7 separate regions of the Homo sapiens genome follow, and regions 1, 2, 4, 5, 6 and 7 are each linked to region 3. Evidence: chromatin loops called from intact Hi-C (ENCODE). Cell type or tissue: Caco-2. All regions are shown on one strand. Links, peaks and the distances in the headings refer to the core of each region. The heading gives the core; the rest is flanking DNA. Region 1 has its middle 71 kb from the start of AOAH. Region 2 overlaps ELMO1 (engulfment and cell motility 1). Region 3 overlaps ELMO1 (engulfment and cell motility 1). Region 4 overlaps ELMO1 (engulfment and cell motility 1). Region 5 overlaps ELMO1 (engulfment and cell motility 1). Region 6 overlaps ELMO1 (engulfment and cell motility 1). Region 7 overlaps ELMO1 (engulfment and cell motility 1).

Region 1 (4,389 bases), core at 289-4,288, 180 kb before region 3:
GCAGTGGTCAAAGCAGCAGCTACAGTAGTAGTAGTTCTAGGAATAATAATATTATTGCCATTTAAGGTAGTTGGGGAGGTCAGTTGGGAGTTCAAAGAAATACCCTATAAGAAGCAATCTGAGTCTCGCAGGAGAGGGCAGTGGGTCCCAGGGAAGACATGAAGGTGGCCATACTGACTAGGGGGATTCAGGAAAAGGAGGTGGGTGTCAACTGTTGAAGATACCCCCGCTCTGTCACAGAGAAGCTGCACAAGCCTAGGTGAGTTAGGGAGCTTGGTCCCATCCCTTCCCTCCCCTTTGAAACATCCTGGCCAATCCTATACTGTTTTTTGTGTGTTTGTTTTGTTTTATTTTTATTTTTTATTTTTATTTGAGATGGAATCTTGCTCTGTTGCCCTGGCTGGAGTACAATGGCATGATCTCAGCTCACTGCAACCTCTGCTTCCCGGATTCAAGTGATTCTCCTGCCTCAGCCTCCCAAGTGGCTGGTATTACAGATGCCCACCACCATGCCCAGCTAATTTTTGTATTTTTAGTAGAGACAGGGTTTCACCATGTTGGCCAGGCTGGTCTCGAACTCCCGACCTCAGGTGATCCACCAGCCTGGTCTCCCAATGTGCTGGGATTACAGACGTCAGCCACCAAGCCCGGCCTCCTGTACCCTGTACCACTTTATAATGTTGGCTGGGACAAGTGGCCAGGGACAGAGTGGGGACAGGTCAGCATTCTGAGAGTCCTGAGGACAAGGCCTCTAGGCCCTTTTCCTTCCATTCTGGATGTCTCCTGGAGACTCCAGAGAAGCCCATCTTCACCAGTGTAGCTGAGACCTTTGGCTAAGCAAGAACTGCTTTTGAGGCTGGGAACCTGGGTTTAGATCAGGTGAATCTGTTTACTAGCAGATGCCCCTGGACAAGGCAGCTTCTCAGAGCCTGGAAGACGATGGGACCAGATCTATGGTTTTCAGTCTATGTTTCTCAGGGGATTCCTCAGGGGCTGTCATTGTGGGGCCAGGTCCAAAGAGAGTCCTTGGGCTCCTGCTTGCCAATGTCACCCCAGCACCTCTGCGTTTGCCTTTTATGGAGATCAGAATTTCACACAGGCTTTGGTTTGGGCATTGGGGGAGTTGTGGGAAAACAAAAAACAAACAAACAAACAAACAAACAAACAGCTTTGAAAACCACCAGAGAGATCATCATTTCCAGCTTAAAGTTGAATGATATTTGGCCCAAGCACACAATGAACATAGGTTTTATGATGGGAGAGGCAGGAAGAATCTTTTGAGGGGTTGATTAACACTGCCTCATGTCAGAGAACAGAAGGTCTATTATTAGGAGAAAACAGACTTTCTTTTCAACTGGCTTCTGTCTGGAGGTCCCGCCATCTGGTGGAGAATCCTCCCTAGAATGTGGACAGCTGTGTGTAGACCCACCTGCCGTGGGAGTAACAATGGCTCAGGCCAGTCCTCCTTCCCCACCATGTGGGAGAGCTGGCAGGTTACCAATGCCTGGCCTCCCACATCCGGCAGCTCCAGGCCTGTGTCCTGCCCAGGTGTGTTTCCCATTTAGAAAGTGAGATCTGGAGCTCTGATTCTCAGCCCTGACTGTACATCTGATCACCCAGAGAGTTTAAAAAGTTTGATGCTCAGGTCTTCAAGTTTCAGACTTATAAAATCATTATCTCTGGGTATGGGACAGGAGGGTGGGCTATCCAGCAAGAGACTGCTGACTCCCCGAGGGGCCAAGCCTGCAGCCCCGGAGATGCCCTGGAACCCTCTCTGCAATGGCAAAACATGAACTATATCACCACTCCCCTTCTCACTCCAAATTCTAAAATGACTATGGCTGTGATTTTGCAGGGTGTCATCGGCTACGCAACTCATCATAGCAGCCTGTAGCTCAACAGGTGAAAAGTCTCCCTTCATTTCTCAATGATTTTTCTCCTATGATCATTTTACTGGAGAAGTTGTTCAGCTTGGTCTTTTGAGACAGCTCAGGATCTTACATATGATATGTTTCATGGTTGTCATAAAGATGAATGCCCTTGAAGCCTGCCTTTATTTGAGTGAGAGGTGCTGAGTACGTTGAATAACAATAAACCACATTACATATTGTTATTATTGCTCAGCAGGAAAAGAACTATCTGTACAGGGAAATAAGCCAAGTTTCATTAGTCAGCTCACCTATCATGCATTTGAAATAAACCTGGTGTGTATTCTTCTTAATATGACATCTGAGATTAGAAGTCGGTGTCAAAGTCAAACACCAGGAGAAAACAAAGACAAACACAGCTCTCTGGAAGGCTCCATTCTCATTAGAGTTTGCCCAAACATTTGGATGACTTGGTTATTTTTTAGCTCGTGGCTTTACAGATAAGCTAACTTTTAACCAGACAAAAACACATCATGTGTCAACCTTTGGACGTGACTTTACAGATGGGCAGGGGTGTTTAAGTCCAGGTAGACTCTGCAGATACTCCTTAGCTGAGTTTTTAGTAGACTGTTCAGCTCCCAGTGTCACAGTACTTTTGTCTTCTTAGCCATAGAAAGCTTTGTTAATTTGGTCTTGCTGTCTTTTCCCATCTTCTGTCTTGGCTCATTTGGAGGAGTTACTGAGCAATAGAGTGGATGAAAAGAGCAAGGAAAGGAGGCAATGAGGGAGGTGGAGGTGGAGGTTGAAGAGAAAGAACAATTGACAAGCCCCTGCTGTAGTTCACATTCATGCTTTGCAGAAGTTAATCCCATTTGAAATCTCATAATAGCCCTGCAAGGTATCCCCATTCTCACAAGCGGGATCTTGCTGAACCCTAAGCTCCAGGAGCAAATCTGGTTTTGCTCCTCAGTGTACAAGAGGTCCTCAAATAAAATTGTTTTGTTCAATGTTATTTTGTTATAACATTGATGAGAACAAAATCTGATTCTTGGCCAGGGCCACTGTATATGTGGAGTTGGCACATTCTCCCCATGCCTGCGTGGATTTTCTCCAGGGCCTCAGGTTTCCTCCCGCATCCCAAAGATGTGCACGTCAAGTACTTTGACGTGTCTCTTTTGTCCCAGTCTGATGGAGTGTGGATGCGTGTGAGTGCACCCTGCAATGGGGATGGCGCCCTGTCCGGGGCGGGTTCCTGTCTGGTGCCCTGAGCTGCCAGGAGAGGCTCCAGCCACCTGAGACCCGGAACTGGAATATGTGGGTAAATAATTATCTACTTGTTTTTATGAACCTTTCTTAGATGTACATTTCACTCACATTCATTTCAGTGTTTAATATTAGAAGTGTTATTAATATCCCTTAATAAGAAGTTTGGGGATATTTTTGTGACCAGAAATATGCCATAGGAACTTCACTCCTGTTTATCTAACTTAGGCTGTGCTAAAATTGATTTTGTTGTATGTTGTTTCACTTAAAATCACAGTTTCCAAGAACCTATTGATGACATTAAGTGAGGACCTAGCCCATCAGGGGAGGTTGAATGACTTGCTGAGGGCAGTAGAGCCAGCGATAGAGCCAGGCTTTGACCCCTGGCCTGTCTGATGCTCAAAGCACTTTGCACATTGGTCCACAGTGACTGTGATCCAAACATCTGTGCTTCCCAGCCAGGACTTTGCACTGGACAGTCATGGGCATCTGTTTTGAGCTGTGGAGAATTAGGCCACAGGTGCTCCTTCTGAGCTGCAAGGCTTTACTCAGCCGAGTGTGTCTGTGTGCATTTTCAAGAGCCTGTCTTACTGTGGATGAGAATGGAAACTATGGCAGTGGAATGCCCTCCTTCTGCTTGCCTGCCCCCTTCACCAAGCACACATCTGTACTATAGTGGTATTTCCGCCTCTGTAAGAGCATGTGACATCTCAGTACAAGTTGAACTGAGTCTTGACTCCCAGTGTTTTGAGGCATTCCCAGCTGCTACCAAGTGGTGCAAGATGAAGGTGGGGCAGGCTCAGCAGATGGGAAGATACTGCCAGAGAGGCTACCCTATTGCTTCGCATATGTTTGTGTGTTTTATTACCTTTATTATCTCACAAGTAACCAGTGCAGATTGAGAGAAAGTTAGGCAATATAACTGAATTCAGAAATCATGAACAAATAGACAATTATGCAATATGTAGCCAAAGAAAGATTAAAAATATAGAAAGGAAGTCAATGCCGGCTCTTTGCATGGAGCTCTAGGCTACATTGAGTTAATTTTTAATGAAAAGAGAAAATCTAGAATAACTCAATAATTCTCAGCTTTTTCCTCCATGATGTATGTATCTTTTTTTCATTAGTAAACTATGGTCCTGTCCTGAAACCCTAAAATAAAAATATAGTGAGTAATTTTTTAAATAAATAGATACATTGCCAACAATGCCACAATTTAGAGTAATCACACTAGAGATTTGGAGGAATATAATTTCAG
Region 2 (4,389 bases), core at 138-4,137, 230 kb after region 3:
CATTTAAAGAGGAGGGACAGGAATAACAAGAAAGCAAAGGGTTAATAAATACCCCTTACCCTTTTAACCATGTTGTCCCAAGCACCATCTCGGGAGTGTGCACCACTTCTCATTGGAAAGTTTGTAGGTTTGCAGAGTTCATGGAAGATTCTTCCTGCTCCTCTTTCTCTCGTCTTCAGAATGAACAAGTGCAGGAAGTATGCAGAGATGCCCGCACAGGGCCAGTTCTTATGTAACCATGTGATTCTCAAATTGGTTCTTGTCCCTTCCCATTGGAAAGGTTTTGACAGTCTTCCTACACATACAAAATGCCATCCCCAGAATTAGAATCCCACGCCATGAAGCCAGCTCCCAGCATAAAAATTACTTCCCGGCAGACGTGAAACAGACATGTCCGAGTCTGGACGTCGTGCTCACACCTCCTCTCCCGAGGTCACATCACACTGAATTCAGAGGTAGGAAGGGCACTGTGACAAATAGTCACCACTTGAAAAAATGGAAAACAAAATAAAAAGTACCACAACAGCACACTGTCTCAGGAGAAAGGATAAAGATAGAAGGCATGCTAGCTTTGCGTGGAGCTGATTGATGGCCATCAAAAGCAGGTCAATGGGAAGCAGGTAACTGGATCACAGGACTCTTAACTGGTCATTCCTTCCCTCTCTTGCCTGCACCCCAGAATAACCAGCATGATTCTCAGGGGTGCTTTGATATGATCCTACTAGAGGCAAAATCACGAGTACAAGCACCTACAGAAAATCATCAGAGGAAGAGGTGCTGGATGCCTATAACTACCTTTCCCAGGTACCAGGACCCCATCACCACTCAGCCCTGCCAGACTCTGGTGGTCCTCTGTCCTAGCACTGTCCAGCCTAGGTCCAAGGCACTCTCCAAAGGGTATCGTGGATGGAGTCATCCAATTGAAAAATGCTTCCTGTCATGGACAGTAATATTGATTTAATATATGTTGTGGTTTTGAGTCTTATCTGCTTTTGAAAATCTGCACAAGAGCAGGCAGCATAAGGACATCCTCGGCCATGTGCCTACATGCTAATTCCTGAGTAGCAAAAATACAGAGCAAAAAATCCACCGCTTCCTTCACTAAAGAGGCTCTTTGAGGGGTATAAAAGTCCTGCACTGCTAAGCACTCTTACGAAATTCTCTAGAATTCATGGACTTTGGGATATGCCACTCCTGACAATTAACTGTTTTTGAAGCCATGTATTTCTACTCTCAGACCCAGCTGGTTATAGTCAAATGAAGAATGTCCCCAGTCATCTGGGTTACTGTAAATGCATTCTGCAGACTCATTTCCACCATCAGATCCAAATGACAATCATCAATTGTAAAAACTTACTAAAACTGGCTCCATGCCAAGGCTTCTCAGAACTTAACATCAATTAACTCATTAATGTCCATAACAAGCCTGGGTGGGAGATACGACTATATCCAACTCACTAATGAGGCAAGAAACACTTAGGTAAATTGTTCAAGATCACACAGCTAATGAGCAATGAAGCTGGGATGCAAAACCAGGCAGTCTGGCACCAAAGGCTGCACTCGTAAAAGCTATGTTTTATTAGCCTCAAACACAATTGACTTGCTTATACATTACGAGACCCTGACGTTTCTTTGCCCTTGGTTCCCTATGTGTCACCCTTGCACCTGCTGGATGGTGCCCTTTTGCTCCAAAGCGCCATGTGCAAAGAAAGGATGCCAAGGAAGTTTGCACAATACACTCAGGGACGAAGGATTGACACTGTTTAATATGTTGCCTCTCCTTCCGCCACAGCCAGGGGACAGAGTTATTGGAGATTTTGAGCTAAAAGGGGGAAGGAGGAAGATTCTGGCTGGAAAAGCATTTTTCTGAACCTGCTAAACTTACCCACTTAGAAGAGTCCCCACTAAGTCCTCCACTTCATGAACACATCAGAGCTGCTCTTTATTGAAGTGCCATCAGCCTGCAGAGTTTCTCACACACATGCCTTTGATAGGCGCGCCCCCTAGTGGACCAGAGAACAGATTCAACCCTAACTGCCCACAAATGTCCCTCCTAAGGCACCACAATGCGTGCTAAATAGGAAAGGAGTTTGGAAAAACAGGACTGGAAGAAACCTGTCTCTTCACCTGGTGTTCAATAACCATTCCTGAGAAATTGTGTCTGGAGTTAAAGTTAATTACCGTAAAAAGTAAGAAGAACGAAGGTCAAGTATTATCATGGTAATGAATCATAGGTCATTTGTTTTTAAAATTTTTCCCTTAAAATAGTTCCTCTAAAAATATGAAAACGGGCTGAACATGGTGGCCCACATCTGTAATCCCAGCATTTTGGGAGGCTGAGGTGGGAGGTGGAGGTTGCAGTGAGCCATGATGATGCCACTGCACTCCAGCCTGGGCAAAAGAACAAGACCCTGTCTCAAAACAAAACAAAGTTTTAAAAGTACAATTATTCATGCATCCCCTTTTCAGAAGGAGTCCACAGGTCATGGGTGCTTCTGAAATTAGATTACTCCCAGCAATAAGTACTCCTCCTTGCTCCCTCCCCATGCCGGAGTAGGAAGAAGGGAGTAACATATCCCATACGAAAGTCACCAAACAGATGGAAATGGTGGCAACAGCACATGCCTTGCAGCAAGAGCAAAACATGGGCCAACTCTTCACCTGAGACAGTGACAGAGAGCTTGTGTTAGGACTGTCCTTAGGGGCCCCACTGCACCAGTTTGGATGTCCTTTCTCAATGCAGCTGACAGCAAAGGTGGATCACAGAAGAAAGATCTGCAAGTATTCTAAGTGGGAGTTCTTGATCTCTCTGCACCCCTAGGAAGTATGATGATGCTACACTGAAGTGGAAATGGCCCCACGAGACCTTGAGTTATCTGAGAAGAGCCCACTGTGCAGAGGCCCTGCCCCATGACTTAATGTGCTTGGTTCACTTGGTTCAATGACAGGAAATAAACCTGATCTTCTTCAGTTTTTCAAGAGAGCTTTCCAAAGCTAACCTTTTCTTTCCTACATGTGCAGCTACAACTTGTTTTTTATCCCCCCACAGACAGATAGGGTTTCGCTCTGTTGCCCAGGCTGGAATTCAGTGATGTAATCATAGCTTGCTGCAGCCTTGACCTTCTGGGCTCAAGAGATCCTCCTGCCTCAGCCTCCCAAGCAGCTGGGACTACAGACGCATGCCACCAGGCCAAGCTAATTAATTTTTTTTTTTTTTTTGTAGAGACAAGAGTGTGACTTTATTGCCCAGGCTAGTCTTGAACTCCTGGCCTCAAGTGATCCTCTCTCCTCTGCCTCCCAAACTGCTGAAATTATAGGAGAGAGCCACTGTGCCCAACTAGCAGCTACAACTTTAAGACAACTCTGCATATAAAATTAAACATGAAGACAGTGCATGCCATTCTCTCTGTCATTTGACCAAAAGCATCCAAGAAAGACAGCACAGAGGCAACCCTGAACATGTACAGGCAGGGTGCTGGCAATCCTCTCTTCACCTGTGACGAATGGGCCACCTGAAAAGGATGCCCACCTGCCAATCAGTGAAGTGTGCAACCAAACTCCCTGACAGTTTTTGCTTGACCCATCAGCAGCTTCATAGGCCACCCACTTTCGCTTCTCTTCCCTTTTAAAATTCCCCTTTATGGCCAGGCGCCATGGCTCACACCTGTAATCCAAGCACCTTGGGAGGCCAAGGCGGGTGGGTCGCTTGAGCTCAAGAGTTTGAGACCAGCCTGGGCAACATGGTGAAATGCTGTCTCTACCACAAATACAAAAAAATAGCTGGGCCTGGTGGTGAGCGCCTGTGGTCCTGAGGTGGTAGGATAGCTGGAGCCCAGGAGGCAGTTGAGCCGAGATCGCACCACTGCACTCCAGCCTGGGTGACAAAGTGAGACTCTGTCTCAATAAAAAAAAAAAAAATACAAATAAAAATAAATTCCCCTTAATATTTTTAGGAGTGAGGAAAGAAAAGTTAGAGATAAAAAGAAAAGAATGCTCAAGAGGCTCGAATGCTCCCTACCATTAAAACAGAAATCTCAACAGTACCTCTGAACATACAGCTCCAGAAATGGCTACTGTTTAAAAAATTGAAAAATGATTCTAAAAGATTCTATTTACCTGAGAACCACATGTCAAGAGTCAGATCAAACTTCCCCATACAGCTTTGCATAACTCCCCACCAATGCTGGTTCACTTTAACTCCCTTTACTACCCTGCCCTCCTCACGTTATTACTGTCACATATTTTAATAATGGGACAGTACTTTCAACCCCCAAATACATTATTATTGTTTTTACAGCCAACATTCATAGACTTTCCATTTCCAGTGCATTCTTTCCTATATTTCCATGTTAAAGCAGAAAGCAAAAATTGCTTGCCCTACTTAAAATA
Region 3 (4,389 bases), core at 274-4,273:
AGCTGCTGGTGGTGGTATATGTGTGTAGTATGTGGTGGGGGTGTGGGGTAGGAGGTGTGTGTGCTGTTTAAAAACACACTTGCTTAAGCCTCACTTGAAATTCTGGCTTAGAAAGTCTGGGATGATCCTGGGGCTGGGTCTTAATTTTTAAAAGACTCAAAAGGTGGCTACATCTAGTAAAGGATGAAAATCACTGCTTTAAATATTTCCAAAACAAACTCTAAATAAATCATATTTCTTTAATAATTAAAGTCAAGAGTAAAACATTCCCTTTATGAACCCCTTTAGTCGCTTCCCTGTTGTTCATATTATTGTAAGGGGTTTTATTTTTATTAATATTTTAACAAGATTTCTATTTTTCAAGAATTTACTTTGATGGTTAAATAAAATTATTATAAAAGTCAAACTATACCGATAGTAAAAATATGTACTAAAGAATACTATACTAAAAATAAAACTCTTCTTCTGGATTCTCCAGTCTCATTCTCCATCATTATCCACTCTTGATAGCATTGTATTCATTTTTCAGGCTCTCCTTATATATGTAAACACACACACAAACACACACACAAATACATTCATACACTTAACACACACACACACACACACACACACACACACACACACACGCACACCAAGGATCATATGCTGAATGCTGTCCTAATACCTTCTTTGTTCCATGAATTATTTCTTGGTAATCTTCCTCTGTCCAATACACACACATGCACGGCATTCTATACAATAAAATCATATTACACAATTTATCCAGATGCAGCTGAGCAGCAGACATGATAACCTGGTTGGGAAAACCATGCCAGTGTGGAGTGTGCTTTTTCTAAATGTGGTAGCCACAAAACAGTGGACTGCAACTTAGTCCACTGGAGGCTTCCCACTCTGTGGTTAACTAGCTAATGTTGCTTACAATCTTATAAGCTTTTCACTGTTTTCTAAGATCCCTGAGAGCAAAAGCTGGATTGTATTCTTTTTGAATTCCTTCCATGTCCCTGGCACATTACTAGGCATGTAGTATACACTTGATAAAGGTTTTGTTGAATCACTGAATACTGGTGACAAGTGACAAAATGACCACACTTTTACCACTCTTCTGAAATAAGAGCACAATAGCTTCCTGTCTTCTCTTTTCCTCAATGCAAGAACAAAACACAAAACCTGAGTTACTTAGGTATGTGGTTGTGCAATGTCAGAGCTGGCCACTCAGTCTGAAACTCCTGATTCTCCAGAGTGGGATTAGGAAAAAACATGGCATTCAGAAGAACATCGACGCACAGGATAAGGCTGCTCACATGAGGGAGACATGAGGGGAGAGGCCAGGAGCCTTGCCATTCCAGCTACCTGGTACCTGACAGAGCTGGACATCAGAATGACACACCATCCTCACTGCCATTGCCAAGGAGATGGGCCCACCCTTGGGAGATGTTCTCCCTGCAACTGTGGAAACCCAGGTATGGAGGCCTCACTGGTGAAGTTGTGTGTATGAATCATTACAACTTGAAGGGAGCTTGGAAAGGACTACCTGGAGAAGTCTTCTTTAGCAAAGAACGAAAGGTCTAGAAACACTGAGTTTCACCAAACATTAAGAGGATAATTATCTACAAGTACTTAACAGGCCTTACCACCAAGGTGAGGCATGAACTGTTCAAGGTGCTTTGTGGAGGCGAGAGAAAGTTTTGGCAGGTGGTGATAATTAAATTAAATTGAGAAAAATTATGTTTCAGCTGGGCATACAGGGAAGCCTCCCTTTGAAAGAGGTCTATTAAACAACCATCCCAAAGGATACACTTAAGTCATTTAAAGTCAAACTGAGCTTGTTATTTGAAGACATAAGAAAAGAAATCATTTTAAATGGGGGAACAGGAGGAGTCAAGGGAGGAAGTAGCTGACTTAATTCGTTACATTTTTTTCTGTTGGTTTGAAGGGTTGTAAACATTACACTTCCATCTCTCCCTGGGAAGGAAAGATCATCCAGATTCCACTGATTCAGAAAAGCAGTATTACCAAGAGATCTAAGCCTGGCGTTATTTACTCACTAAATTTACTCTTTGAAATGTGTTTGGTCAGCTGTGCTTGGCCTCTGTGACTAGCGGTATTTGTCCAGAGGCTAATTAGCTCAAAGGGTAAAAAGATCAGTGAGTTAATCCATAATCTCGAGTGACTGATGAAACCTAACTGCCAACTGGTGTCGGAGCGGGTCCTTTTCTAAAAAAGGGATTAATAGGACATGCTAGCTATTCTCAAATATTAACTTTTCCAAGAATAAGACAGGATAAAACAAGAGAAAAGACAAGCAGAGATTTTTTTTAAACCTCTCTAACATTTGTAAGGTAATTTCACAAATAAAACTTCTAGAATTCCAGGGGACCATGCGGGCTTTCTTTCTTGCTGTGTGATTCATGGGTCTGGGGTGCTCTCAGGCAGTGGTTGCTTTCTGGCCCCCCAACAATGGCAATGAACGTTTCATTGTCGAGCACTTATTATGTGCCGAGCACCAAGAGTTTTACATGTTATTAATTCACTTGGTCCTCCAAGTAATCTAAGAAGCAGGTATTATTATTCTATTTTACAAGAGACACCATTAGGGCCAGAGGTCACACAGCTAATGGGACTTAAACCCAAGAGCTCTGGCTTCAGTCTTTGACCTTAATTGCTCTTACGGGAAGGAGATAACAACTCGTATCCTGATGACCCATGCCATGTCGCAATTTCAAAACACAGCTAGAAGAAACAGAAGTCCCTGGGCTTTGGAAAGTCCATGAAAAGAATCTGTGCTTTTGAGTGCACTCTATCAGTTTGCTAGGACTGCCATGACGAAGTATGGCACACTGGGTGGTTTAAACAACAGAAATTCATTGTCTCACAGTTCTGGAGGCTGGAAGTCTGCATCAGCAGGGTCGGTTCCTCTTGAAGGCTGTAAGGGGCTCTGTTCCAGGCCTTTCTCCTTGGCCTGTAGATGACTGTCTCCTCCCTGTGTCTCTTTACATCATCTTCCTTCTATGCATGTCTGTCTCTGCATCCAGTGTTCCCTTTTTATAAGGACACTAGTCACACTGGATTAGGGTCCATCTGATGTCCTCATTTTAACTTGATTACCTCTGTAAGACCCTATCTCCAAATAAGGGAACTTTCGGAGGTTAGGACTTCAATCTATATATCTATATAACTATATCTATATCTATAGTTTTTTGAAACAGAGTTTCATTCTTGTTGCCTAGGCTGGATGGAGTACAATGGCGCGATCTCGGCTCACTGCAACTTCTACCTCCCAGTTTCAAGCGATTCTCCTGCCTCAGCCTCCTGAGCAGCTGGGATTACAGGCGCCCACCACCACACCCAGCTAATTTTTGTATTTTTAGTGGAGACGAGGTTTTGCCATGTTGACCAGGCTGGTCTCGAACTACTGACCTCAGGTGATCTACCTACCTCGGCCTCCCAAAGTGCTGGGATTACAGGCGTAAGCCACCCATGCCAGGCCAGGACTCTGGTATATATTTTTGAGGAGGACATATTTCAAACTATAACATGCATCAAGGTTTCTAAGCAGGCTTAAATGTCCACTTGAGTGGTACAACCCAATCCGTGAAGCCAGAGCATGGTGCAGGCTCCCATCCATCCTACAGGTACATCAGGATAAAGGCCAGCCTTCTGCCTCCTGGAGCGAGACTGCTGTTCTTTTTCTCCCCTAGCTGGCTAATCAGTAGTGCCAGTACAGGGAAAATTTTTCTGATCTATATAACTGAGGCCTGACATTTAGGAGACTGTGTTTTAACAATGTCCCATTAGGGCCCTATGTCTCTATCAGCTACCATCTAAGTTGCAGAGCAATAGACTGAGTGAGGGCTGAGATGCCCACATAGGCCTCAATTTGCTCCATGAGAAGGAAACAAGTTCCAGTCCATCATTAGGATGGTCTTGAACTATGGAAGCCACATTCATGATCCTGTCTTCTAAGGCAGTGAGAGGTGACAGCGTGCTGGCAGTCCTCACAGCCCTCGCTCGCTCTCGGTGACTCCTCTGCCTGGGCTCCCACTTTGGCGGCACTTGAGAAGCCCTTCAGCCCACCGCTGCAGTGTGGGAGCCCGTTTCTGGGCTGGCCAAGGCCGGAGACAGCTCCCTCGGCTTGCAGGGAGGTGTGGAGGGAGAGGCGCGAGCGGGAACCGGGGCTGCGCGCGGCGCTTGCGAGCCAGCTGGAGTTCCAGATGGGCGTGGTCTTGGCGGCCCGCACTCGGAGCAGCCGGCCCTGCCGTTGCCGAGCAATGAGGGGCTTAGCACCCGGGCCAGCGGCTGCAGAGGGTGTACTGGGTCCCCCAGCAGTGCCAGCCCACCGGCGCTGAGCTCAATTTCTCACTGGGCCTTAGCTGCCTTCCCGCGGGG
Region 4 (4,389 bases), core at 135-4,134, 73 kb before region 3:
TGGTGTTTACACCACATCTGCCTAGACACAGCACTGGGCCTAAGTGGGCACGTGACCTGAACTGACCAATCAAAATCCTTCCCCAGACTTTTCTGCCACGTCTTGAGGCAGACCTGAAGCATGCTCTCTTTCCCTCAAATTGAGAGCTGTGAGACTATGTCCCTTCACATATAGGAAAGGGGAAGATAATGAGACCAATGTCAGTAGTAGGACAAAGAAAACAGACGTGTGTGTGTGTGTGTGTGTGTGTGAAAGAGTGTTAATGGTTAAGCCTTGTTCAACTGTAAAGGTGACTCAAGCCCTGCATTTCATTGTTTGGTTACAAGAGCCTTTTCTTTTTTTTTTGTAAGATGGCTTGGATGATAGTTTGTTCCTGTCACGTGCAACCAAAGAATCCCAACAAATACATATGGTGAAGTCCAAGAGGAGGACCAGCTGTGGGGCTGAGATTGTCCAGGGAAAGGGAGGAGTAGGAGAAGGAAGCTGGATGGAAATAGCAAAGTTAATTCAACAAGTGACTTTTAAAAATCGCCTGCATTTACAGGCTCATGGGTGCACCTCTGCAAGGAAATCATGATGATCCCTTATGGAATGTGGGGAACTCTTTAACTCCTATTTATAGATTAGGCTTAAAATCCACTCCTAGAGCCCCATTCCTCTAGCTTAAGACTTTGAACCTTGCTAGATGCAAGAATACATAAGTAGAGCAATCCTTTGAATTTTCCCCAAATCACTTATAGTTCAGTTTGAAGAAAGTATAGAACTTTTCCTAAGACTAGGTTGATAGGCAGAAGGAAAAAGCAGGCACCTGGCCCCAGAGGAAGGGATATAAGCAGTGGGTATAAAGCACAGGACAGAGGTTGGTGGAGTCAAAGACTAGCTTCACCTACTTCACTTCACAGTTTTGTTGCCAACAGCCCTGAGAAGTTCTATGGTCACTCTGCATGTCAAGGAAAATAACCTCTGTGAAAGGTATCATTAAATTTTTTAAGAAGACAAAAGAGTTACATAAGTCAAACATTCCTCTGTGCCTTTGCAATTTAGCTACAAGGTTTACAACTGATAGCTTTATGTCTCTGTTAATGTTTCACATGTGCAAGACATTCACAAATCAAGACATTCACAACCACCATCCTTAACTCTATCTTCTTTAGAAAACATCACACCCTTTACCATTTGTTTGAAAAACCCACAGACGGTGTTGCGGAGACATCAGAAAATCAATGGAATTAAACACAGACATCAAAGAAAGCACGCTCTTAGAATCTGCATTTGTTGTTGGTATTGCCCCATCATTCAATCGATGTCTGGACCATGTCAGTGGTGTGTTTCTGAAGTCTTCTTAGCCCATATTTTCTGTAATAATGTTACACATTACAAAAAAAGTGAGAGTCCCACAAGACATTTGTACTTCAAATGGAGAAATCCTTTTGGCTCCTTGGAAGACCGGGTTAAAGGTACAAGCACAGGAGGTTCCTAAATGGAATCAAGCATTCTGGCAAAGTCCACCTATGTCCCCTGCTCTCACTGTTGGTCATGTAAATGCGCTCCTGTGTTTTATTGCAAGACGTACTGAGGCTCCACGTGCTCCTTGTCTAATCACTTCTCCCATCCTGCCTTTAACCCACAACCTTCATCCAGCATCATTTATCCATTTCTTCAACAAATGTTTTGTGAGCACCTACTCAGTGCAAGGAATGACGCGACACTGGAGGCCCTGTGCCGGATGAGCTCTCAGCCTGGGACAGTGGAAAGACACATACTTGCCTCACCCAAGGGAAGACGCGATGTCACAGGGGAGCAAGGGGTCAGGTGTTCACTCCATGAACACTCATGGAGGCCCTCCCAAAGGGCTGAGGGCATAGCACCAGGGCTTTAGCTGGGGCTGGTGGAAAGGCCACATGCAGACAGGCTGAGGTGCAGGGGAGGGGCCATTCTTGGTGACAGCAGCAGCCTGAGTGAAGGCTTGGAGGGGGAAGGAGAACATAGCCATGGGTGGGGAAGTGTTCAGCGGTCTTGTTTAGTTGGAGAAATGAGGGAGCTGCAAGGTGTGGTTGAAAGGCAAGTTGAGTCAGATGGGGGATGGCTTTGATGGCTAAAATGAAAAATTTGGATTTTTTTGTTTCTGTAACCAAGGATATGTCACTAGAGGACTTTGGGGTCTGTGAAGGAATTTGATAATATAAAGTATGTTGGGACGCTTACAAAGTAGTCCTTATTCCTGCTCTAGTTGAGGCAAGGAGGGGATGTTACAGAAGTCTGCATGGCTGAGACAACATTTTGCTTGGAGGATGAATGGGAGTTACTCAGGTGAAGAAGAGGGAGAAGGGAATTCTAAGCAGAAGGAGCAGCATGAGCAAAGGCAAGGAGGTAGGAAGTACATGCTTCAAGCATGAAAGAAAACATGCTTTTGGAATCTACATTAGTAGCTTTTGGCAAACAGACAGGTACTAGCTGCAGTATGGCTTCTCAGCCTTTAGAACCCAACACGTGATTTTGAATCCAGCATGCATGTTTCCTGGGGCTTTGACCTTCCTTAAGATACTTAATCTCTCTCAGACTCATTTTTACTATCTTTACTCATCTTTTTTTTTTTTTTTTACCACTCCTAAACTAGGAGTACTAATCATTTAGAATTCAAAAAGTTTTAAATTGGATAATGCCCCACATCCTTTATGGTACATACTGGATATCTGGCAAATGTAAGTTCCTCCTTCTAAGCCTTAGTTTGCTCATTGTAGAGTGCTAGTAATAATACGAAATTCACAGGGTTGTAAAATCTAAAGAAAATATTATAGCCAAAGTACCTAATATACTGAATAGAACATATTAGACACTCAACAAATGTCAGTTCTGTTACAATCCCAGAAGGAAATTACATATGTAAGAAGCTTCTCCTATAAAAATATTTTGGACAGGGTATTCCTGGGCCACACTTGCATCAGCTGGCCACTTGGTAGGAATGCAACTTTGTGGGCCCACCCTAGATCTACTGAATCAGAAATGCTAAGAGTGGCACCCAGCAATCTGTGTTAACAGCTCTCTAGGTGATTTTAATGCATGCTCAAGTATGAGAACCACCGATTTCAGCAAATATCCAGCACCCCTTCTGAGTCTTCCATATGGCATCTACAACTTCCAGCAAGTCTTGTCATATCACCAGCAAGCAGTGAAGCTAGTTATTGGTGTACATTTCATGCTGTCTAGATTGTAAGTCCCTGGAGGGCAGGAACTATTTCTTACTTGTATGATGGCCCATAGTACTTAATACAATGTATCCCAGAGTGTAATATGGTTGGTATGAGCAATGTCAAAGGCTTTTAGGCTCCCACCTTTGATCTGTAGATTGACACAACAAATAAGTCCTTAGCAGAATTATGAGTCTGCCAACAAGGTTTATAAAGCACACTTTCACAAAGCCAAAGAACAAAGCCCGTGGCCGTGGGATGGCATCTTAGGGCTCCAGAGGTCATTTTGGGCTTGCTTCCAGGGCAGAGTTGGAAGGGGATAGATCTACAGCCAAGTGGAGGGTTTCTGGAGAAGGTACAATGGTGTATGCTGCTGGGCACTGCCACTAATGGGTGGTCAATACTTACAAAAAAAGTACAATCTACCCCCAACCAGTGGTGTCCATTAAATTGATTTATCTTCACAGTGACGAGAAAAGGCTGTCTTAGGAAAAACAGATGCCAACCCAGTCTAGCTAAAAATGACTCATGTGGGGGAGACTTTATTGCTGGACCATTTTTCTTCCCAGGAATGTTCCTTACGCACAACAAAAGGACTGAAGGCTCACAACAACCAAAGAATTGGAAAGATTCTGCCTGCAGAGGGGTCTGGGGGAAGAAGACCCTAAGTGCTCATGTGTGGGAAGGATAATTTCCCAGAGGCCAGGGATCGCTTTGGGGCTACACTCTAAGGGTACAATGTGGAGAAATGGCCTTGCCCAGAAAAAGTGTCAGAAGTGAGGGTACAAACTGATGGCTTACCTGGTAGGGACAATTATTGATCCCTCCCTGGCCTACCTCCATATAGAGGTCTTTAAAATTGGGTCAGCTTCCGGAAACTCAAAATAGTTTCACTTTATAGTTTTGCCAGATCAGGGAGTGGAGTACCTAGGCCAGGCCATGCATGCAGGACATTTTGCTGAGTGGTGTCGTGCATATTAAAATGAAGGAGAGAGAAAATAAAGGTGCTGTCTGGGCTGAAGGAGTAGCAGTTGAGGTTTCTGAATTTATTTTAGGACAATGAGGCTTAGACAGGGGTTAGCAAACTTCTGTTAAGGGCAGATAGCAGTATTTTAGTCTTTGTGAGCCATACAGTGTCTGCTGCAATTACTCAAGCCTACCATGGCAACTTATATAATGACAGACAATATATAAGTGAATG
Region 5 (4,389 bases), core at 207-4,206, 75 kb after region 3:
ACGCTAGGTGTTGCCTATGTTTTGCTTAGATAAAGTGGCTATACAGCTAAGCTCTGGGATGGAGGTTAATATTACTACGCCGGTATGAAGCTATGAATGCTTTACTAGCATCGTCAATAGAGACCCTTAGAAAGAGTAACTACTTTTACACACAGACGCATACTACCAGTAAAGACTGAATCCAGACCACCTGGAATAGAAATCAATGACCAAATGCAATGTGGTATTGTGGGTGGAATCCTGGAATACAAAAAGGACATCAGATAAAAACTAAGGATATCTGAATAATGTATGGACTTCAGCTACTATTACTATTACTAATGGTAATGAATATAATACACTGCTGTAAGATGTTAATAACAGGAGAAATGATGCAGGGGACATGGGAACTCAGTGTGCTCTCTTTGTGTTTTTCTTGAACTGGACTGAAAAACAAACTTTCACTAAAAAACCTTTTAGTGGTATAAGATTCTGAGGATTTGCATTATCTGCCTGTTGCCCAGAACTTATATGGCATGTTATTATTATTTTAAAAAACTTCTCTTTTTCTCCCAAATCACAATAGTTCAAAAACTTTCTAAAAATGTTTCTCCTTTGCTCACTTCTTTTGCTCAGCAGCAACTTCTCTTTCCTCTTTTCTCTACTAAATTTTAGTAGAGAGGAAGTAAAAATACCACTTATTTGAACTTGGGAGGAAGAAGAGGTTTTTTAAAAAAATATATATTTATGCAGTGCCTCATTCCACAAAGGAATTAAGAGAAAAGGAAAATAGTTAAATACATCTTCCTTTTCCCAGATTCCCTAAAATAGTCTAGGATTATGAAACAGTCTATATTTCTATGATGGAAAGTATCTTTCATGCAATGCTTCAGAGTTAACAAAGCATTTCCCCACAGCTTACCACACATTATCTAGATAACAACCACTATGAGGTTTAGAATTATCCCTATCTCATAGGCTCTGAGAGGCGAAGGATAGCCTTCCTAGGTAGGCAGAGCTGTCTGCTTCCTGCAAATCCCGTGATTGCTCCTCCACCCAGCTGGCCCTTGAGCCCAGGCTGTCTCATGGGAGGCAGGCTTGAATGGATTAAGCCCACAGAAGCAACTTGCCAAAATCTAAATCAATCCTAAGTTTATAATCACCATATCCACCTTTACCTACACACAATCTTCCTGCTTCCTGAATATAAATAAGCCAAGAAAGAGTCAGTTGATCTTTCACTGTTGCCTATAACAAATTTTTTCTTGACTCCTTTTAAAATTATAGAGAATATGTATAACTATCCAGTAATTATTATGCACAATTTCAATAGACTAACTCAGGGCTGGCCTCTGAAAGAGAGAAACTGCTTTTCTACACATATAAGTAAGTCAGAACATCTCAGATGACACTGCCAGAAACATCAAGCATCATTTTGCTCATAAGGAATCCCAAGATACTAGTCCTCAGTAATGAGAAAAAAAGCCCAGGCCTCTGCCCAGTGGTCTTCCTGTAAAAGAACGACAGTGTGGAACTGACCCACTTGGAGCTACTTTTCAGGCTTTGAGTTGGCCAAAGAAAGAACCCCAGTATGCTTTCTTTCTTTAGACCAGCAGTTTACATTTTATATTTTGATATTTTGCAATCATTGGTGAATCAAACACGGGAATGAGAATGATGAAAACAAAACAAAACAAAAAGAAATCAAAGTATGAGACAAATCAAAGAATGAAGGAAATGTCTGCCGTTAATCTTAATTCTCTGAAACTCATGGAGGGATCAAGGGGAAGGCCACAATGTGTATCTTGCATCAGATTTTCTTAGGTCAAGAAGGGGCATCTTTGAAAGATCAAGGGAGTTTCTGGAGCAAAATAACAGCTAACACAAATTCACCTTCTGATTTTTTCTTAAGGGAACCTGGGAATGCTAAGTGATTCCAGTACAAAGAACAAAGGGGTTTTCAAATCCTTTTCAAGCTTGTGAAAGGCACTGGGAGACACTGGAACAACTCACTATGTGCTTGCTAATGAAATAGAAATTTTCCCTCTATGTTTACAAGCCAGATTCACTGATAAGAAAATTATGATTTAGGATCACAATTTTCCAAATATTATACTTTTTAGAAAGATGTCATAGTTGGTCTTAGGTAGTCACTGTTGTTGCTTATTTAACTTGTAAAGGAGAAAGAGAAAGAGCTGAACCAAAATGAATGTCTACAGGCATAGAGCTATGGCTGGCTCACCTTTCTGTCCCCACCCTATAGCACTTTGTCTGTAATACAAGTTTGTTGAATACAAATGACCTGGCATTTCATTTTATAGGCCAATTTAACAGAATAGCTTGTTAAATCAGAAATAGCTCATTAATCGGTGTTCCTTCCTGTCTCTGCCTTTCCTTCTCTCTCTATAGCTGGTGTTTGCTTTAAAACACCTAAGCAAGACAGCTGGGCTGACCACAACAGTGGATTCAGGTTCAAAACTGGACTGACATGACACCTTGGCCCCAGTTAAGGCTGGGCTCATTTCGGCTTACAAGCACGAGAGATATGTAAGGGAGGACTAATGCCCAGCAGGGCAGGTTCAGCTACTCCAGCGTCACCTGTTCCCCATAGAATCAATACATTAACATTCCAGATCTTTTTGAGTAAGGAAATTCTGGCTGCAACACAGTTGCCACCTCTTTTCCTGACTGGGTCGTTGGGCTTATTCTAGTTAAATGCCATAAAGCGTAACCATGGCTTGTCACTACAAACGTGTCTGAATTGTGGCTAAACAGACTGTGTATGCATTGGAAAGGCTTTTCCCTAAATAAAGTATATAATTTTTAGTACATAAATTATCTCTTTGTCAGCAAGAGATCTTTGTGCATTCAGTTGAGCCTATCAGATAAGTATCTCCAGGAAAGAATTCATACAGTACAGACTAGTTTTCTCTTTCCCAATTTTCCTAGTAAAAAAAATTGTGACAGTTTTTTTTTTGAAAAAACGTATTTTAAAATTAAAAAAACCCTGCTTTCTTTGATTAGAATATGTCAGTACCTTAAATATTTACAATCATGGTTTATCTGAAAAATCATTCCACTCTTATCATAAATCATTGGTTTGCCTTGTAGAACTAAATCTTCACATCTTGAAATTTACAACAAAACAGTATTGATTTAAGCTAGGGTTTCTCAACATCAGTACTATTAGTGTCTGGAGCTGGTTAATTCTTTGTTGAGAGGGAGGCTTGTCCTGTGCATTGAAGGGTGTTTAGCAGCATTCCTGGCCTCTCCCCACTGAATGCCAGTAGCACCCCCACAAGTTGGGACAACCAAAAGTGTCTCCAGACACTGCCAAATGTGCCCTGGGGCACAAAACCAACACTCACTGAGAGTCACTAATTTACACAGTAAAATCTAGCATAAAAATCTATTTTACCAATTACGCACTTATAAAATAAATTCCCTTAAATTATAAAAAATAAGGCAACCAGTTACATTATATAACTGATTCCAATTCTTTCATAAGACAGCAAATGAAAGAGGATTCCTGTGCATTTGCATAATCATTATGACTATTCTGTGACTTTAAATGCTGAACAAGACTCTGACTCCTTGGTACCAGAGAGTAGAAGCCTCTGTTTTGAGATCTGTTCCCCCACCTAACCCACAGGCAACTCTAAAGCGAAAACATGGATCGTTTATTTTATTCAGGGCAAATAAACCAAACAAGTAAACAATGTATATTTGAGCGTTCTCATGGAAAGACTTAGCCTAAACACTTGTTTAAACACGTTTCATGAGACAATCTTCAGAGTGATTCCTTTAACATTTTCAAGATGTTTTCTTATGTATTACCTTAGCTCAAAATCACAAAGCCAATGTCCTTTAAAAGACTTAAAAACAGGGCCTAGGTACCTGCAGTAACCTATTTGGATAGTTAAAGTTCAGTTGACTCAGAATATCCTGTATTTGCTGAAAGGGGTTGAATTACATTTCTTGATGTGGGCAGCTTTTTATCTCTTTCACAGACATGAAAACAGAATGGAAATGGCGATTCCCAATGAGTTTAGGGGAAGTGACGTGGTGAGGGAGACCCACTGGGAAAGCAAGCCCTTGCTTTCTTTTTGATTCATAACTTGGTAGAATTTATAATTATTTAATTTCTTTTTAACTTGTTTTCTCTGTCTTCCCACTGGAATGGGAAGGCCATGTTTTAAGAGCGACCACCCTGTTAATGTTTGTCTTGTTAAGGGATAAACATTAAGCACCTAATGTACCACCTTGGACTCAGGACACAGCTGGCACTGAGTCGGGTGTGGGGAGAGGGTCACTGCCTGCAACCGAGCAGGGACAGTGCCGCTTTGGGACTCCCCAGGCCCTTTCCCCAAAGGGCCCCTGGTTCAGCTCTTGGGCCGGGATTCTTCTCTG
Region 6 (4,389 bases), core at 283-4,282, 60 kb after region 3:
CGTAATACTCGATGTCTGCTACTTTTTTTCTTCAGTCTTACTGACTTATAATGATAATCAACCCCCGAAGGTTCTATAAGATCCCTGCAAGTCTTTTCAGGTGGCTATAATCCAATCACAGACATTGCCTCCAGGAGAATTTGCCCTAAACCAAATTCAGTGAGGGCTACTTTCCTCTCCAGCTTCTTGGCGGCCATCTTTCTCTCTCTCTCTTTTTAAAAATCTTCACTAAGGAGAGACCATTTTAGATAAGAAAACAACTTAATGAAAACCTAAGGATGAGACTAAACATAAGATGCTTTTAAAGGAAGAAAAATACTGATGAAATTGTTCAGAACTTCCTCCTATGTGAAATGCAAGTTGATACTCTCAGGCATTTTTGTTCCTATTCCTCACAGATATTTTATTTCATTTCTTAGTCATTCAATTTTGTTACTAATACTTGAAACTGTTTTTTTTTCCTCTCCCCTGACAAATGCATTCTGAAACTTTCATTTTATAAACACTTGCCAATTCTCTAAAACAAGAGAGCATTTTTACTATTCTACAACACATAGCAGTGACCCAGGATATCTTATATGGTTAATATAACGTACAATAAGATACCCAATATGACAACATGGTTCTTAGTAAGAAAGACATTCTATCGAGTGTGTATATACTCTTGTGGATTCCTTATGAATGGCTTCAAAATTATTTGATAGTCATTACTACCTCACAGGGGAAAAAAGCATCAGCTCACTAATACTGGAGAAGAGATACCTGGATAATTGTTCTTCTTCCCAATCTCCTTGCTCTTTCTCGTCTCCTTCATAGATTTGTTTTTTGTTTTTGTTCGTTTTCCTTCTGCCCAAAGTTCTTTTCTCACCATTCTTTTCTTCTCACTCTTCACTCCTGCACTAGGAGGACTAATCTGGTCCTGTAGCTTCTACATTCATAGATGCCAAATCTCTATTTTGAACCAAGATAGTTTCCTGAGCTCCAGACAACTCCTTATTGGACACGCCCATCTTAGCCACATCTCTTAGCCACCTCAAAGTCAAAATTGACAAAACATAACTCCTATTCTTTATGGCTTATCCAAACTTACTAGGTTCTCCATCTCAGCTATTTTTGCTCAGTTGACTCTTCTCTCAATCACCATCTCACAAATATATTATATTTACTCCTTTCCTTTCCCACTGCCACTGACCTTGGTTCAGGTGCTCATCACTGCTCTTCCGGATTAAGACAAAAGGCTACAATGGTCTCCCAGTCTCGGGACAGATCCATTTCCCTCACTGTCTTCCATGAGGAGCTCATCAAAACCTAACTATAGCCACATGTATAGCCTCTGCTTAAAATCCTTCAGATAAAGTAACGCCTCTTCACAACACGGACCCTGACTCGCCCTGAATGAGATGGTTTCTGGGTCAGCTTGAAAAAATGTTTCCAGAATGCATTTGCCAAGGGAAAAGAAGAAAATTTTGCATTTGCAAAATTTTGAGAAAATAAGACAATAATGAAAAACATAAACTGTTTGGAAGACTTTTAGACTTAATACATGCTTTTCCCTCTGCCTTAATCACCCTTCCTCATCTCAATTCGCTCCTCAGTGGTAACTCCTGCAGGTCTTTCAGAATCCAGAGCAGTTGTTCCCACTTCCAGGGGATTCTTTTACGCCCATTCTCTATAGGCTGAGCCTTCTAAGTGTCTCCATCTGACCCTCTGCCACTTTTCCAATGCTCTGTTTGCTTTTTTGTCTCCTTGTGGAAATTCTAATACCCTTGAGGCTTAGGACTACGCCTTCTCTGTCTTTATATATTCAGTACTTAGGGCCTCAAAAAATGTTTGTGGAATGCATGTTTACACGTGAAGCAGGCCTTACCCAATGGAGCCGAGTTCTTGAAGTCACCACATTCAAAAATTATTCTTCTCCTCACATTGAAATATTGCACTGAAATATTATATTCTTGATAGTGACAGTTAATCATTAAACATCCTTCCCCACTGGCAAAACAAAACATGACCACAGGAGAAGGCTCCGTGGAGACCATGCCCACACATTTCAGTGCCTGGGCTAAAATAAGCATGTAAGTGTGTAGGACTGATCATCATATTGCACCAGGAAGCGCGCCCTTCCAGATTTAAAAATATACTTGTTTGGCTTGATTCAGGCTGCTCCTCATTCCAGGCCTGCGTGAGTCATTGGAGAAACATCCTATTAGAGTGCACCCCTACTGATTGGCTTCCTTTGTATGTTCACGGTGACTCAGAAGAGATGACTCACAGTTCACGCTTATGACAAAAAGAACTTGCTCTCCCTTCCTTTTCATTACCCATGTTTTGCAGGCTTTATTGGCACCTTTGAAAAACATCTAAGGGAGCAAGGGAAAGGAAAACACAGGGGGCAGCCTGAGAATTGGCACTACTTATTTTTAACAAGCAACCCTACTTAAAGCACCTTTCATCAGAGCAGCACAGATATACTTTGGAGGCCTAATACATCCAATGCTCACATTATTCCTGGAAGGTCAGTAACTGGATGCTATTGCTCCACCCTGCCAGTTGATGGAAAGGAGGGATGCTCGAAGGACATAAAGATACTTCGCAATGTCCCTCTGCAGGGCTGGCACCCAACGCTGGGCTCTCAGAGCCGCTGTTGATAAAATGGCTGGTTAGATCATCCTCTCTTGGTTATAATACCCAAAGCCTTGGCCAAGGAGAGAGACATTCTCCAAAATAATCAGTGGTCAAGCAGTGAGCATGAAGCAAAGTGAGAGGACAATCCAACCACGACAATCTTCTGGATGCCTCAAGATGCTCATGACCTGTCACTGGCAGAAACTGTTGGGTTCTGTGCCAGTTACAAACAACAGAGGTTAGTTCCTTTCATTCCACTTCAGAAAACATTTCTGAGTACTTATCCACAGAGATGGATCAGGCATAGACTCTGACCAGGAGAGCAACAAGATAAAGTGCAGTGAGTTATACACCACAAAGTAAGGACAGGTCAAGTGTCTGGAGAGTCCAGGGGAAGAGTTGGCTTTATTTTTTAGAGAAACTGGCATTTGAATTGCACCTAAGGATGGGTGGAATCTAAATCATACTTCTACACTTCATCTTAGCCAAAACGCCGAGAAGCGATAAAATCATATTTCTGAATGTGTTTTTCCTTCAGAATAATTTACTAGTCAGGCTCATCTCAAATTCCATTTACATTCAGACTCCACATTCCATAATCGCTGTCTCCTGGAAGCCATTGAAATGCATGCATATACGTCTGCCTGCAAAGGAGACACTTCTGTGTGCAGTTCTGGGTGGGTTTATGGTACCCAAATAAACGGAGCAGGAGGAGCGCAGACGGGCTAAGTCCAAATTGTTCCCCCTTCCAGGGGATCCTTGTGCAGTGAGCTCTGCCTATGCTTTAATAAAAGGGGATAAAAATACTTGCCACCTACTTACCTCCGAGACACACTGCAAGGCTGGATCGTGTTCACGGCAGTGTGAATTTTTCAGGAGATAAGTGATCTATGAAAACAAAGCTTTATTATCATAAATGTTGAGCGAAAATGAAGCAAAACCAATGTCTAGGCCATGTGTTTAGTGTTAAAAAAAAAAAAAATACACCAAACAGACACTGGATTATAACTTTCCAGCAAGCCAGCATTCCAATGTCAAGGCCTGAATGTCCCTTCCCAGGGAGTAGGGCTACAAGGGTCCCGGTACACTGAATATCTGATGAAATGAGGCAAATGCAGTGTTTTGATGACAGATGTTTCTGATAAGAATACAGAATTTGGAAAAGAAATTGCAAGGCAAATCTGTCCCATGATGTGAGATCAGGGACATGAATACTGGAGACTAAGATCATCAGAATTGATCCCTAAAGAACTGCGAAGAGATGTGGAGGAAACTAAGAGAAAGACTATTCATTGCCCGAGGCAGAAGGGAGTGGGTGGTTCAGAATCTTCAGGGGTGCGGAATAAAGACAACAGAAGATAAAGGGAGGAAGCGAACAGTTAGCTAGTAACTCTCTCAATTAGGTTTAAGATAAGAGAGACAGTGCTGTGCCAAAAAAAAATTAGAGCATTAGTGGACTTACTTACATTGTATTCCCATGTACAAATCAGATATACGTTTAGGAGATGAATTACTTCTAATTCCTCACAACTTCACACAGTTGAGAGATCAGAGGGAAAAAAATGTGTAATAACATGAGTTAAATTGTGACCTTCCACCCTCAAATTCCTATGTTGAAGTCCTAACCCCAGTACCTCAGAATGTGACTGTGTCTGGAGAAATGGTCTCTAAAGAGTGAAGTTAAAATGACAACAGGGTGGGCTCTAATCCAATAGGACTGGTGCCCTTATAAGAAGAGGATATTACAATACAGACATGAACAGAGGG
Region 7 (4,389 bases), core at 117-4,116, 130 kb after region 3:
AATCAATATGTAAATCAGCTTGGAGAAGTCCTGCTCTTTATTTTTTAATGCACCATCCATCTTATCATACTTACCCACCTAAAGAAAAATAAACCCGCCGCCTTCTTGACTGATTTCTGTTGTCAAGGCAGACACAAATATTTAAAGCTACTTGTGTAACTTTTAAGATCAACCTTCTTACAAAAATATTGTAGAAAAGATTACAATTATGAATGCTACTAGTTAGATATTACTATAGTGAGAGATAATTCTTAAGCTGGACAATAGCTTTTATTTAACACATTGATACATCTACATTCAATTTCAACATTCTGATATTAACCATGTCCATCGGAGACATTTTGAAAAGCTCCATTTGGAAATATCAAAGCATATTTTTCATCTTTATTTTCCCCTTACTCTTCAGTTTTAAGAGCAAATATGCTAGAACAGAAATCAAAATGAAGTACTAAAAGGTGCTATTACCACTCATCTTAGAATATATCAAACACCAAAATAAACTCTTTCTGCATATTTTATTTAAAAAAACTGGATATCCGTGCAATGTGAAGTTATATTTTTATAAAATGCTTCATCGTTTACAGAGTATATTTATACATTCTCTATCAATTGATTTCCAACAAGTCCATCCATTAATAAAGTAGGTATTATTAGTCTCTTAAGAATGCTGAAACAAAAGGCAGAGGTGACTTTCTAGCATCCCAGAGCTAGCCTGTGTCAGTCCTGGAGTTCAATTTTTTTTTTTTTTTTGAGATGTAGTTTCACTCTTGTTGCCCAGGCTGGAGTGCAGTGGCATAATCTCGGCTCGCTGCAACCTCCGCCCCGCCAAGCTCAAGCGATTCTCCTGCCTCAGCCTCCTGAGTAGCTGGAATTACAAGAGCCCACCACCACACCCAACTAATTTTTGTATTTTTAGTAGAGACGGGGTTTCACCATGTTGGCCGAGCTGGGTCTCGAACTCCAGACCTCAGGTGATCCCTCTCCAATGACCAAATCTCTTCCTGTCTCCTTATAGTTTACAAATTGGCTTCACATACATATTACCATGAAAATCAGTAGGTTTCATGTCTAAAGAAGCTAAGGGGACTTTGGTCAATTTCTTCTGTCTCCTTGAAGTTGTCTATAAGCCCTGTTCCTCCTAGACAAAGCTATAAGGTTCTATGTCATCTAATTTATCCCCTGAAGATGACAATTCCTCATGGTGAGTGACCAAAGCTGCTGCAGTGTCCCCACAGACTTTACTTCCATAAATTCCAGGCTCTCCTCTGAATGCTCTGTGTTTCTTGTCGCTCTTCTCCAATTGTGTAGATCAGGAACATTTATGGCTTGGGCATGACCATGAAGTGTTGAGTCCAAGGCCACCCTCACTCAAATATGAATCCCTTCTCTGGCTCTCTTGCCCTCCTTGCCTCAGCATCACATGGCTGATTTATATTCACTTGCTTGTCTCTGACACACTCTCTCTTCCACTCTCTGTTGAAGCTCTCTCTTTTGGGGGAGAGCCCAATTCATTCTGTGCCTCCTGCAGCCAGCCCTTGAGGGCTTGAGGGCTTCTTCCATGCCCTGTCACCTGTGGAGGCTTCTCTTCCACTGTGAACCTTTTTCCATTTCACTTTGACTTAACCTAGGGTCAGGTGAGGCATAGTGGCCTCCCCACAGGCCACACGAAGGACAGTGTGTGTGAGGTGGTACTGTCTGCAAAGAGAGGGGACACAAAGCAGCTATGAGAAGCACTGATAATGTGGTGACCTTGGACAAAGGTGCCGCCAACTAGGATGAACTTGCATGAGGCACTGCATGTCTTTGTGAGATACGAAGACCTTACATAAAACCCAATTCATGGGACTGTCGTGCATATCAACTCACACAACAAAGGCAAAGTCCCTAAAACTGCCTTCAGAGAGTTCGTGTTTTTATCTCTTTATTGTGCTCTCTCTTCCTGTTTCTGCATGGCCCATGGCCAACATTTCACACAACACTTTTACCAGCAGCTAAACCAAAATCATGACTGCAGTGAGACTGGCTCTCTGATGACAGGCTTCTAGGGACTCATGAAAGTAAACCAGAGGCCTTCTGGTTGTTTTAGCATGACAGGCAGAGAGAGAGATAAAAGTAGGTCCTCACCTGCTTACACCAAGAATGCAAGATAAAAAGTCCCATGTGCTGCTGTTTAAGCAGGGCTCTCCCGCAGGAATGCAGGGTGACAATAGTGTGAAGAACGAACAAGGACCCTGTTGTAACTAAGTGAGTTACAGAGAAACGCCACACTTTGAGACAAATCATGGAGTCTTTTATTAGCCGGTGACCGAGAGACAGCTAGCGCTCAAAATTCTCTTGGCCCCGAAGAAGGGGCTACATTCTCTTTTATACTATGGTCTAAATAGGGGAGGGGGAGTTTAACTGAAGCAGTTTTACAGAAGCAGAACAGGCAAAAAGTTAAAAAATTAATTGGTTATAGAAGCAGTTACAAAAAATAAACAGTTCCAGGTGCAGGGGCTTAAACTATCACTAAGAGATAAATGCAGGGGCTCTTAGGTACCTTCCACCGAGCACATTCCCAGGAGCTGCTGGTATAGCCTGCCTCAGTATCTTATCAGCAGGTGCATTCCTGGATGTGCTTGGAGTCAGCTTGCACTGGTTATTCTCTTAAGGGGGATAAAGGGGGCTGCGAGTGAAGACACTAAAACGGAGTCTGTCTGGCTCTCTCTCCTAGGAGAGAGTCACTCAGGTTAAAACAAGGTAGGTTATCACAACCGCAGAAAACAAGTCAATGCATGACATGGTGTTTCTGGCAATAAAGTCCTCAAACTAAAGCGTTCCAGCCACCATAGGGCAATTGTCCTCAGAATCCTTGTCAATGTCACAAATCTGTTTCCTGACCCATTGGAGATCTTCTCCCATACTAAATCAACAAATAAATAAGAAGCCTTATCAGTATCAATGAGATCTCCCCACATTCCAACACAGGGTCAATGTCCCCTTAGGAATAGTATCAGGCAACTCCCCAGAATGAAGTGTTAGTCCTTAGATCATATCCCAAGACCCAGACCTACCCCAGGGTCAAAGAATAAGCCCAGTTTTGATTCCTCTTATGGAGACTCGGGAGTCACTTCTCCTTCATTCTCCCTTGGTGCCAATGCTAATGATGATTGGTCCCAAGAAAACTGAAGACCATCATGAGAAAGAACCCTGAGCTGCCTCAAGGGGGCTGCACAAGAAGTTAATTGTGATCATGAATTTCAATCAAGTCCAGAGAATTAAACAAACATGTCCAAGCCCTAATAGGATGGTTTTAAATGAGCAGAGAAAGAAGAACATTAAAATTATAGAAAGTGTGCCAAGCACACAAACAAAATGGAACAGATCAGAACCACAGGCTGCTAGTTCACCAGATCTACCTAGAAAGGAAGTGAGACCTGGAAGTAAATAAACCCAAAAGAAAAAAGCTTTAGGGATGCCATCAAGATGGCAGCAAAAGGCAACAAACAGCTAACAGCTAACATTTATAGAAAGCATTTCTCTCCCAGGCCTTCTTTGAAGGGCTTTGTACAGATTGTCTCATTCCACACACGTGTACCAGCACATGCCAAAATACTAAGCCATCTCACTGTACAGATGAAGAAACAGAGACAAAGAGATGTGTCACTGGTCCAAGGTCACACAGCACAGAAATAAACAGACCCAGCATGGAAGCTTAGATGGCCTAACCCCAAAGCACATATTCTTGGTTACCAATTCCTATTGAAAACAGAAAGGGTGAAATATTACAGTAATAAAGCTTTGAGCAGGAAAGGCCTTCACATGGTCACAAAGGAGTGATCAGCACTGTGGCTCTGGACAGAAACAAACTTCCTGGATCTATTTCTAACAGACAAAGTCTACTTCTTGGTGACTTTGTACATATCCCTTAACCTCAGTTTTCTCCATGAAAATGAGTGAAGGAATACTTATCCATAAAGGGTCGTAAAGATTAAATGGGAAAGCAAAATGGAAGTAAAGATTTCCTTAGTGCCTGAAACACCTCAAACACTTGATGGAGACAACTGATACTACTATCACCATAATAATTACATAAACGCTTGTTCCAAGGTATTACTATTTGCATTTCTGAAATATTCTTATCGCTCTTGGGAAAAGCTGTTGAAAAAGCACGACAGAAAACAAAACATGGTTGCTGTAGCAGTTATTAATCTTGCTTTTTTTGGTAAAGTAAGGACTTGGATGAAATCATATTTCTGACTTACATGGGTTTCCTCAAGTTCTTTTAGCATCTCTTTAGAAAAGTGGTTCTACATCATTCTCAGCAAACTATCGCAAGGACAAAAAACCAAACACTGCATGTTCTCACTCATAGGTGGAAATTGAACAATAAGAACATATGGACATAAG

The links. A loop is a pair of places that touch in the nucleus more often than their neighbours do. Peaks named below come from ENCODE experiments on the same cell type or tissue, not always from the same donor. Only the 100,000 strongest peaks of a DNase experiment are listed, where the experiment ranks them.
Region 1: it touches region 3 in a loop (2.2-fold over the local background); 3 of 110 quality-filtered maps call a loop at or near these places.
Region 2: a loop joins it to region 3, with 5 times the contacts of the local background. A loop is called at or near these places in 99 of 110 quality-filtered maps.
Region 4: it touches region 3 in a loop (5-fold over the local background); 2 of 110 quality-filtered maps call a loop at or near these places.
Region 5: a loop joins it to region 3, with 13 times the contacts of the local background. A loop is called at or near these places in 7 of 110 quality-filtered maps.
Region 6: it touches region 3 in a loop (4-fold over the local background); 9 of 110 quality-filtered maps call a loop at or near these places.
Region 7: it touches region 3 in a loop (6-fold over the local background); 2 of 110 quality-filtered maps call a loop at or near these places.

What each region holds. Positions count from the first base shown.
Region 1 is chr7:36,793,477-36,797,865 of GRCh38, forward strand. No RefSeq gene overlaps it. Among named protein-coding and RNA genes, the nearest start is that of AOAH, 71 kb to the left of the region's middle. In Caco-2, for the core only: no CTCF peak of the experiment used is centred there; DNase peaks (open chromatin) are centred at 1,435, 2,425 and 3,915.
Region 2 is chr7:37,197,042-37,201,430 of GRCh38, forward strand. The region is part of intron 13 of ELMO1 (engulfment and cell motility 1); the gene reads right to left. Among named protein-coding and RNA genes, the nearest start is that of ELMO1-AS1, 200 kb to the left of the region's middle. RefSeq lists an enhancer at 1,978-2,037. In Caco-2, for the core only: a CTCF peak has its summit at 2,004 (motif pointing left); a DNase peak (open chromatin) is centred at 1,980.
Region 3 is chr7:36,969,592-36,973,980 of GRCh38, forward strand. All of the region lies in intron 16 of ELMO1 (engulfment and cell motility 1), which reads right to left. Among named protein-coding and RNA genes, the nearest start is that of ELMO1-AS1, 26 kb to the right of the region's middle. In Caco-2, for the core only: no CTCF peak of the experiment used is centred there; DNase peaks (open chromatin) are centred at 2,120 and 2,700.
Region 4 is chr7:36,897,100-36,901,488 of GRCh38, forward strand. All of the region lies in intron 16 of ELMO1 (engulfment and cell motility 1), which reads right to left. Among named protein-coding and RNA genes, the nearest start is that of MIR1200, 20 kb to the right of the region's middle. In Caco-2, for the core only: no CTCF peak of the experiment used is centred there; no DNase peak of the experiment used is centred there.
Region 5 is chr7:37,044,939-37,049,327 of GRCh38, forward strand. All of the region lies in intron 15 of ELMO1 (engulfment and cell motility 1), which reads right to left. Among named protein-coding and RNA genes, the nearest start is that of ELMO1-AS1, 49 kb to the left of the region's middle. In Caco-2, for the core only: no CTCF peak of the experiment used is centred there; a DNase peak (open chromatin) is centred at 2,533.
Region 6 is chr7:37,029,903-37,034,291 of GRCh38, forward strand. The region is part of intron 15 of ELMO1 (engulfment and cell motility 1); the gene reads right to left. Among named protein-coding and RNA genes, the nearest start is that of ELMO1-AS1, 34 kb to the left of the region's middle. RefSeq lists enhancers at 1,792-2,991, 1,826-2,495. In Caco-2, for the core only: no CTCF peak of the experiment used is centred there; a DNase peak (open chromatin) is centred at 2,179.
Region 7 is chr7:37,099,100-37,103,488 of GRCh38, forward strand. All of the region lies in intron 14 of ELMO1 (engulfment and cell motility 1), which reads right to left. Among named protein-coding and RNA genes, the nearest start is that of ELMO1-AS1, 100 kb to the left of the region's middle. In Caco-2, for the core only: no CTCF peak of the experiment used is centred there; DNase peaks (open chromatin) are centred at 2,182 and 2,582.